Linked DNA regions of Homo sapiens: region 2 is linked to region 1. Evidence: read pairs that join two places in POLR2A ChIA-PET (ENCODE). Cell type or tissue: A673. All regions are shown on one strand. Each heading gives the region's core, and the rest is flanking DNA. Links, peaks and the distances in the headings are about the cores only. Region 1 has its middle 23 kb from the start of CYP2A7. Region 2 overlaps CYP2F1 (cytochrome P450 family 2 subfamily F member 1).

Region 1 (4,389 bases), core at 174-4,173:
CAAACAACCCAATGAAAAGTGGGCAAAAGATCTGAACAGACACCTCACCAAAGAAAATATACACATAGCAAATAAGCATACGGAAAGATGCTCCACATCATATGTCACTAAAAATTTCAAATTAAAACAATAATGATATACCACTACCCACCTATTAGAATGGCTAAAATCCAAAACTGATCACCAAATGCTGGCAAGGAGGTGGTCCAACAGGAACTGTCATTCATTGATGGTGAGAATGCAAAATGGCGCAGCTAATTTGGAAGACAGATTTGCAGTTTCTTGCAAAGTTAAACAGATTCTTACCATGTGATACAGCCATCAGGCTCTTTGGTATTAACCCAAATGAGCTTTATATCCACACACAAAAACTTATATCCACACAAAATCTTACACAGAAATGTTTACAGCAGCTTTATTCATAATTGCAAGACTTGGAAGCAACCAAGATGTCCTTTAACAGGTGAATGAGGAAACAAACTGTGGTACATCCATACAATATTATTTAGCAATAAAAAGAAATGAGCTATCAATCTATGAAAAGACTGGGAGGAACCTTAAATGTATATGGCTCAGTAAAAGAAGCCAGCCTGAAAAGGCTTCATACTGTGTGATTCCAACTATATAATATTCTGGAAAAAGTGAGACTGTGAAGACAGTACAAAGATCAGTAGTTGCCAGGAGTTTAGGGAGGAGGGATGAATAAGTGGAGAATATGGGATTTTTTCTTTCTTTCTTTCTTTCTTTCTTTTTTTTTTTTTTGAGACGGAGTCTCGCTCTGTCATCCAGGCTGGAGTGCAGTTGAGGATCTCGGCTCACTGCAAGCTCCGCCTTGCCTCCCATTCTCTCCTGCCTCAGCCTCCTGAGTAGCTGGGTCTACAGGCGCCCACCACCACGCCTGGCTAATTTTTTGTATTTTTAGTAGAGACGGGGTTTCACTGTGTTAGCCAGGATGGTCTTGATCTCCTGACCTTGTGATCCGCCCCCCTCAGCCTCCCAAAGTGCTGGGATTACAGGTGTGAGCTGCTGTGCCCAGCCCATTTCTGTTGTTTTTTTAAGCCACTCAGTTTGTGGTACTTTGTTATATGTACCTAGGTTCCTAGGCAGCCCTAGGAAGCTAATAAATCCATCCCTGGATAAACTGATAAATAAAAGGTGATATATCCATACAATGCAATTTCGTTCAGCCACAAAGAGGAATGAAGCAGAACTTCATGCTACAACTAGCATGAACCTTTAAAAAAGTATTAGTGAAAGAACGCAGTCAGAAAAGACCACATAATATATGACTTAATTTATATGCAAGTCAGGAATAGAGAATCTAGGCCAGGCATGGTGGCTCATGCCTGTAATCCCAGCAGTTTGGGAGGCCAAGGCCGGACGATCATTTGAGGTCAGGAGTTCAAAACCAGCCTGGCCAACATGGTGAAACCCCATCTTTACTAAAAATACAAAAATTAGCCTGGCGTCGTGGTGGGTGCCTGTAATCCAAGCTACTCAGGAAGCTGAGGCAGGAGAATCTCTTGAACCTGGGAGGCAGAGGTTGCAGTGAGCAGAGATTGTGCCATTGCGCTCCAGCCTAGGCAACAGAGCGAGGCTCCATCTCAAAAAAAAAAAAAGTGAATCTACAAAGAAAAGTAGATTCGTGGTTGCTCAGGGCAGGGAATTGACTGTGGGGGAAAAGGGGTAAGACCTAGAAGGTATGAGGTTTCTTGTAGAGGTGATGAAAATGTTCTAAAATTGACCATGGTGATGGTTGCAGTATTGATTAATACACCCAAACCCACTTAATTGTACACTTTATGATCTGTAAGTTATATCAATAAAGGCTTTTTCAAAAAGAAAAGAAACAAATATAAAGAAAAAAACCTCACAGTAAAGAAAATGTCCTCTCTGACTTGTAGGTCTTGATTAGTTCTAGGAAGAAAATTGATTCACCTAGTTTCTGAGAAATGTTTACTCTAATTAAATGAATTACTTCCAGGGGATAGCAGGAGTACGGATTCCCTCTAACCTGCCTCATACTTCCTGGTGTTACCTAATCCACCTGGGCTTCCTCCATCACAGTCCTCCACATTCTACTCCGTGCTTCCTTCATCAGAGCTATGCTGGGCTATGCTGGGCCGTCACTGTAAAGGATGGAGCACTCTTCCCTGCTGGGCTGTGAGCCCTATGTGGTGAGTCACTGAGCTTTTCCTGGTCACCATTATGTCATTAGGTCCTTCCGTGGGCCCCTTGGAAGGACCCGATGTGTGTTGAATAACTACAATGTCTTAGATTCTCAGAATTTCTAGGAACTTTTTTTTTTTTAACAGAATCTCACTCTGTCGCCAGGCTGGAATGCAGTGGTTTGATCTCAGCTCACTGCCACCTCCACCTCCCGAGTTCAAGCGACTCTCCTGCCTCAGCCACACGAGTAGCTGGGACTACAGGCACGTGCCACCACATCCAGCTAATTTTAGTATTTTTAGTGGAGACGGGCTTTCACCATGTTGGCCAGATTGGTCTCAATCTCTTGACCTCGTGATCCGCCCACCTCGGCTTCCCAGAGTGCTGGGAATACAGGCGTGAGCCACCGCGCCAGCCTCTAGGAACTTTCTAATAGGCTCACGTCATAAATAGAAATGAAGGCTATTTTGAGGACCTATAGCTCTTCTGTGCTTTACCTAAAGAGAGATCAACAATTCTCTCTCCTGCTTATTCTTTTTTTTTTTTTCCTTAAGACACAGTCTTGCTCTATCACCAGACTGGAGTGCAGTGGCGTGATCTCAGCTCACTGCAACCTCTGCCTCACAGGTTCAAGCAATTCTGCTGCCTCGGCCTCCCTAGTAGCTGGGACTACAGGCACGTGCCACCATGCCCGGCTAATTTTTGTATTTTCTTGGTAGAGACAGGGTTTCATCATGTTAGCCAGGCTGGTCACGGACTCCTGACCTCAGGTGATCCACCCGCCTCAGCCTCCCAACGCCCTGGGATTACAGGCGTGAGCCATCGCGCCCGGCCTGCTTTATGTATTCTATTTGCAAGTAAGATCATTTTAAAAAACGTTTCACAGCTAAAAATGTTTGATGCCCATTGTACTGTGTACTTGCGAGGTGTGTTTGTAGCTCTGAGATGCTGCATTTATAGAAGGGGGTGCCAAGGCTTTAATGATGTGGGTTTGTATGTTGGTGTCTGTGGTGGGCATAGGGATGTGCTACTTGAATCTTCATTCATGGAGAACTTTCCAATCAGCTTCAATAAGGGCAGTGAGCTGAGAGTCTCCAGTTGCAGCACCATTAGGACCCACCTCAGTGTGGAGCGGAACCCATGCTTTTCCAAGGAAGCCCCAAATAGTAATTAAGGACTCTGGGATCCAGGGCATGACCCTATCTGTCCAACATAAACCATCCCCAACAGCATTTTTCTCTGGATTATGGGTCTGTTATCTCTGCCTGGTGGTCTTGGCCTGTCTCTGTCCAATCCTCCTTCCTTCCTTCTTTTCTTTCACAAGTGTTGGATCTGCATCCTGTTCTGAAGACTTTTCTGCTACCAGTGTCATCTGCTTCCTTCCTTTTTGGTCTTTCACATGCATTACCCTCCTCCCTCCAATAAAATGATGGACCCCTAACTCCGTCTAAATCTCAGCTTCCCGGAGGATCTAATTCCCATAATGTATATAATGGCATTTATTGTTTGTTTGTTTGTTTGTTTTGAGACAGTCTCACTCTGTTGCCCAGGCTGGAGTGCAGTGACACTATCACTGCAACCTCCACCTCCCAAGTTCAAGTGATTCTCATGCCTCAGCCTCCTGAGTAGCTGGGATTACAGGGATGCACCACCATGCCTGGCTAATTTTTTTTCTATTTTTAGTAGAGATGGGGTTTCACTGTGTTGGCCAGGCTGGTCTCGAACTCCTGGCCTCAAGTGATCTGCCCACCTTGGCCTCCCAAAGTCCTAGGATTACAGGCGTGAGCCACCATGCCTGGCCGCATTTATTGTTTATTATACACACAGTCTCAAAACTCTTTTCTGATTTTCTGAGTACCTCCTATTGTGTGGCTCTTGATCAGGGACAAGGCTTTGCCTCCCACTACAACAGCTGAAGGAGGTATTCATTCTTCCTCACCTCACCTTGAACCCTAAGGTTTTAACATGTGGCTAGATGTCTGGAACTCTTAATCATGAGGATGTGAGACAAAAACACAGACACAATCAGGAAATCATCTATAGTGGCATCAGTGGGTCTAGAGTCCCATGGCAGTACCCAGGGGGTGGGTCAGGTGTTCAGTACCCAGGAGATGGGTGGTGTGGCAGCAGGTCCTACCAGATAGCTTTGAACATTACCTTGGCTGTTGGTCCCCTACCACAGCCTCTTTTTCCTACTCATATTCTTACCCTATTTTTCCA
Region 2 (4,354 bases), core at 355-4,354, 220 kb before region 1:
TGTCTGTGTTTCTCTGCTCTTCTCTGTATTTAAGGGTGTCTGCCTCTTTCTTTCTGGGTCTCTGACTTGTGAATTAAAAGGTAGTAGTTAGAAGTGCAGTGTCTGAGTAGGGCATGGTGGTGTGCACGGGTTGTCCAGAACTTTGGGAGGCTGAGGCTAGAGGATCACTTGAGGCCAGGAGTTCGAGACGAGCCTGGGCAACATAGTGAGACTGCCTCTACAAAAATTAAAAATAAAAAAATTAGCAGCTGGGTGCAGTGGCTTACGCCCATAATCCCAGCACTTTGGGAAGCTGAGGCGGGTGGATCTCCTGAGCCCAAGAGTTCGAGACCAGCCTGGCCAACATGGTGAAACCCTGTCTCTACTAAAAATACAAAAAAAAAAAAAAAAAAAAAAGGTAGCTGGGTGTGGTGGCGGGCACCTGTAATCCCAGCTGCTCAGGAGGCTGAGGCACAAAAATTGCCTGAACCTAGGAGGTGGAGGTTGCAGTGAGCTGAGATTGAGCCACTGCACTCCAGCCTGGGTGACAGAGCAAGACTCTGTCTCAAAAAATAACTCAAAAAATAAAAATAAAAACAAATTAACCAGGTGTGGTTGTGGTGCAGCCTGTAGTCCCAACTACTCAGAAAGCTAAAGTGGAAGGATCTCTTCAGCCTGGGAGGTTGAAATTGCAGTGAGCTGTGATTATGCCATTGCATCCCAGCCTGAGAGACAGAGTGACAGCTTCTCTTGGAAGAAAAAAAAAAAAAAAAAAGAAAGAAGAAGAAAAAAGAAAAGAAGTGCAGTGTCTGTAGCCTCAGAGTCTGAATTTAGATCCCAGCTCTGCCTGTTTCTGTGTGACCTTGGGCAACTCACTTCACCTCTCTGAGCCTCAGTTTGCTCATCTGTAAAAACATGATAATAATACTGCTTTGTGGCCAGGTGTGGTGGCTCATGCCTGTAATCCCAGTGCTTTTTGGGTGGGAGGATCGCCTTAGTTCGGGAGTTCAAGACCAGCCTAGGCAACACTGCAAGACTCTGTCTCTACTAAAGATTAAAAAAAAAAAAAAAATTAGCCAGGCACGGTGATTGTAGTCCCAGCTATTTGGTGGTCTGAAACAGAAGCAGGAGGATCAGCTGAACCCAGAAGTTCAAGGTTGCAGTGAGCCTTGAATTGTGCCATTGCACTCCAGCCTAGGCAACAGAGGGAGACCCTGCCTATAAAAGAAACAAACAGGCCAGGCACAGTGGCTCACACCTGTAATCCCAGCACTTTGGGATGCCGAGGTGGGCGGATCACGAGGTCAGGAGATTGAGACCATCCTATCTAACACAGTAAAACCCTGTCTCTACTAAAAATACAAAAAATTAATCGGGAGTGGTGGCACATGCCCGTAGTTCCAGCTACTCAGGAGGCTGAGGCAGGAGAATCACTTGAACCAGGGAGGCAGAGGTTTCAGTGAGCCAAGATCGCGCCACCGCACTCCAGCCTGGGCAACAGAGCGAGTCTCTGTCTCGAAAAAAGAAAGAAAGAAAGAAAGAAAAAAAACCTCCCAAATCAAACCAAAGCAAAAAACATGGCTTTGCCTCATAGGGAGACTTAATGAGGCATTCAGAACAGCGTGCAAATAGGGAGTGTCATTTAGTGTCAGTGCTTGTTCCTTAGCCTCACTTTGCCCTGCTTCCATCTCTCTGCAGTGCCCTTCATCTCTTGCATATTCTCTCTGATATCTCGCTGCTGTCTCCTTCTTCCTTCTCCTCCTCTTCTTCTTCTTCTTCCTCTCCTCTCCCTCCTCCCCCTCCTCCCTCTCCCTCTCCCTCTCCTTCTTCTTTTTTCTTTCTTCTTCTGACAGGGTCTCACTCCCGTCTCCCAGGCGGGAATGCAGTGGCGCAATGATACCCCATTGCAGCCTCGACCTCCCAGGATCAAGCAATCCTCCTGCCCCACTTTTTGACTTTTTGTAGAGTCAGGCCTCACTCTGTTGCCAGGCCGGTCTCAAACTCCTGGGTTCAAGCGATCCTCCCGCCTCAGCCTCCCAAAGTGCTGGGATTACAGGTGTGAGCCACCTCACCTGGTCCTGCTGCCTTTTTCTCTGTCTTGGTTTCTCTGCCTCTCTGGCTTCAGGTCCTCGCAGCCTTTACCTTCAAGCCTGTCTCCAGGATACAATTTGTCCCACCCTAGCCACCCTAAAGGTGAGGGCAAAACTAGCCAGTGTCTCCATCTCTGCAGCCAGCTCCCTTCTCCCCATCCTAAATGACTCTCATTCTCACTTTAATTCAGCCAAGACTGGTTTGAATCTATTACAATGTACTAAGAAATGATACAAAAAGCCTAGAAAAGGGCGTGCCATAGAACAAGCTCTGTGGGTACAAAAAGACATGCCACATCTGCCTCTGCCCTGCAGACGGGGCACAGATTGGAGGGATGGGGGAAGGGCACGCGGCAGGCACAGCATGCAGGGAAGACAGCGTGACTGCCAGAGGGATGAGGGCAGACTGTGGACCAAGAAGGGGACGTAGCAACCCGCATGGGCGGGCCTCATCGCTCACAGGCGAATCTGGAAGGGCCGGGGCGTTAGCGCGGGCGCAGGCACAGCTGGAAAGGCCGCGGCAAATTGCCAAGACCTGAGCTGAGTGGGGTCAGGTCGATGTCCTCGGGCGCACCCAGCGGCTGCAGCGAAAAGCTCTGCAGGATGGCGGTGAGGTACAGAAAGAGCTCCATGCGCGCCAGCGACTCTCCCAGGCACAGACGGCGCCCTGCAGGGGTGGCAGGATGGGGAGCGGCGGTGAGATAAGATGAGGTTAGAGGCTGCAACCCCACATTCCCAGAGGAAAACATAAGAGGAAAGGAAGACAGCAGCTGGGGACGTCACAGATTCACCCATGTAAAGAACTGGGAAAGATGCTTTAAACTGTGGAGTGGAATGACCTGGGCTGCTTGGGTTCGAATCCTGGCCCTGTCACTACTAGTTTTGTGATCCTGGACAAACCACACGTTCTGGATATTTAAAATGGGGATATGAAGGCTGGGCGTGCTGGCTTAGGCCTGTAATCCCAGCATTTTCGGAGGCCGAGGGAAGAGGATCCCTTGAGCCCAGGAGTTTGAGAGCAGCCTGGGCAACACAGCAAGATCCCATCTCTACAAAAAAAATTTTAAAAATGTGCAAGGTGGCACATGCCTGCAGTCCCAGCTGCTTGGGAGGCTGAGGCGAGGGGATCACTTGAGCCCAGGAGATCAAGGCTGCAGTGAGCCATGATCGTGCCACTGCCCTCTAGCCTGGGTGACAGCAAGACCCTGTCTCAGAAAGAAAAATAAAAGGAGGGATAGTAATAGTGCCTCATGAGGCTGCTGTGAATGGTAAACACAGGGAAAGCAGTGAGGCTGTAAGTAGCTTACCATGGGCCATGCATTACTCTGAGCATTACATCGCAATTAATTCTAACAACTCCAAGAGGCAGGCCTTAGTATTATCTCCATTTTATAGATGTGGACATTGAGGCACAGAGAAGTGGAGTAACATACCCAAGGCAACACAGCTAGGGGGTGACAGATGGGATGCAAACCCTGCTGGAATCTGGGCCACACATTCCCAGAGGAAAACATAAGCTCTTAGCTGGGCTCTTGTAGAGGCAGCACTTGACGCACAGTAGGCAATATGGTAAGTTACCTATTATTATGCCAGTTTTTTGTTTTTTCTTTTCCTGCCACTGAGTAAAGAGGGAGTTTTTCAGCAGGGTAAAGAGGAAAGCCAAAAAACAAACAAACAAAACAAAAACCCCTAGAACCACCTCAACTGCGCCACCCAGTGGAGAGGTAAACAATGACCACTCCCAAGTTCAATTTTTTTTTCTTTTAAAATTTTTATATATTTTTTATTTTTGGCTAGTCAGTATTTTTTATTTTAGAGAAAGGATCTCGCTCTGTTGCCCAGACTGGAGTGCAGTGGCATGATCATACTCACTGTAACCTCAAACTCCTGAGCTCAAGTGATCATCCCACCTCAGCCTCCCAAGTAGCTGGGACCACAGATGCACACCACACCACATCTAGGTAATTTTAACATTTTCAGTAGAGAAAGGGTCTTGCCATGTTGTCCAGGCTGGTCTTGAACTCCTGGCCTCAAGCGATCCTCCCGCCTCAGCCTCCCAAAGTGATGGGATTACAGGTGTGAGCCAATGTGCCTGGCCCAAGTTAAATAATAATTATTATAATTATTATTTATTCATTTTTTGAGATGGAGTTTTGTTCTTGTTGCCCAGGCTGGAGTGCAATGACATGATCTTGGCTCACTGCAACCTCCGCCTCCCGGGTTCAAGTGATTCTCCTGCCTCAGCCTCCAGAGTAGCTGGGATTACAAACATGTGCCACCATTCC

The links. Peaks named below come from ENCODE experiments on the same cell type or tissue, not always from the same donor. Only the 100,000 strongest peaks of a DNase experiment are listed, where the experiment ranks them.
Region 2: POLR2A ChIA-PET joins it to region 1 with 5 read pairs; 2 of 35 experiments call an interaction of 5 or more read pairs at or near these places.

What each region holds. Positions count from the first base shown.
Region 1 is chr19:40,902,787-40,907,175 of GRCh38, reverse strand. No RefSeq gene overlaps it. Among named protein-coding and RNA genes, the nearest start is that of CYP2A7, 23 kb to the right of the region's middle. In A673, for the core only: no CTCF peak of the experiment used is centred there; no DNase peak of the experiment used is centred there; H3K27me3 peaks cover 866 bases.
Region 2 is chr19:41,126,283-41,130,636 of GRCh38, reverse strand. It overlaps CYP2F1 (cytochrome P450 family 2 subfamily F member 1), which reads right to left. Exons shown (of 10, transcript NM_000774.5): 10 at 2,256-2,736. The coding sequence ends at 2,555. Among named protein-coding and RNA genes, the nearest start is that of CYP2F1, 14 kb to the right of the region's middle. In A673, for the core only: a CTCF peak has its summit at 3,785 (motif pointing left); a DNase peak (open chromatin) is centred at 2,556.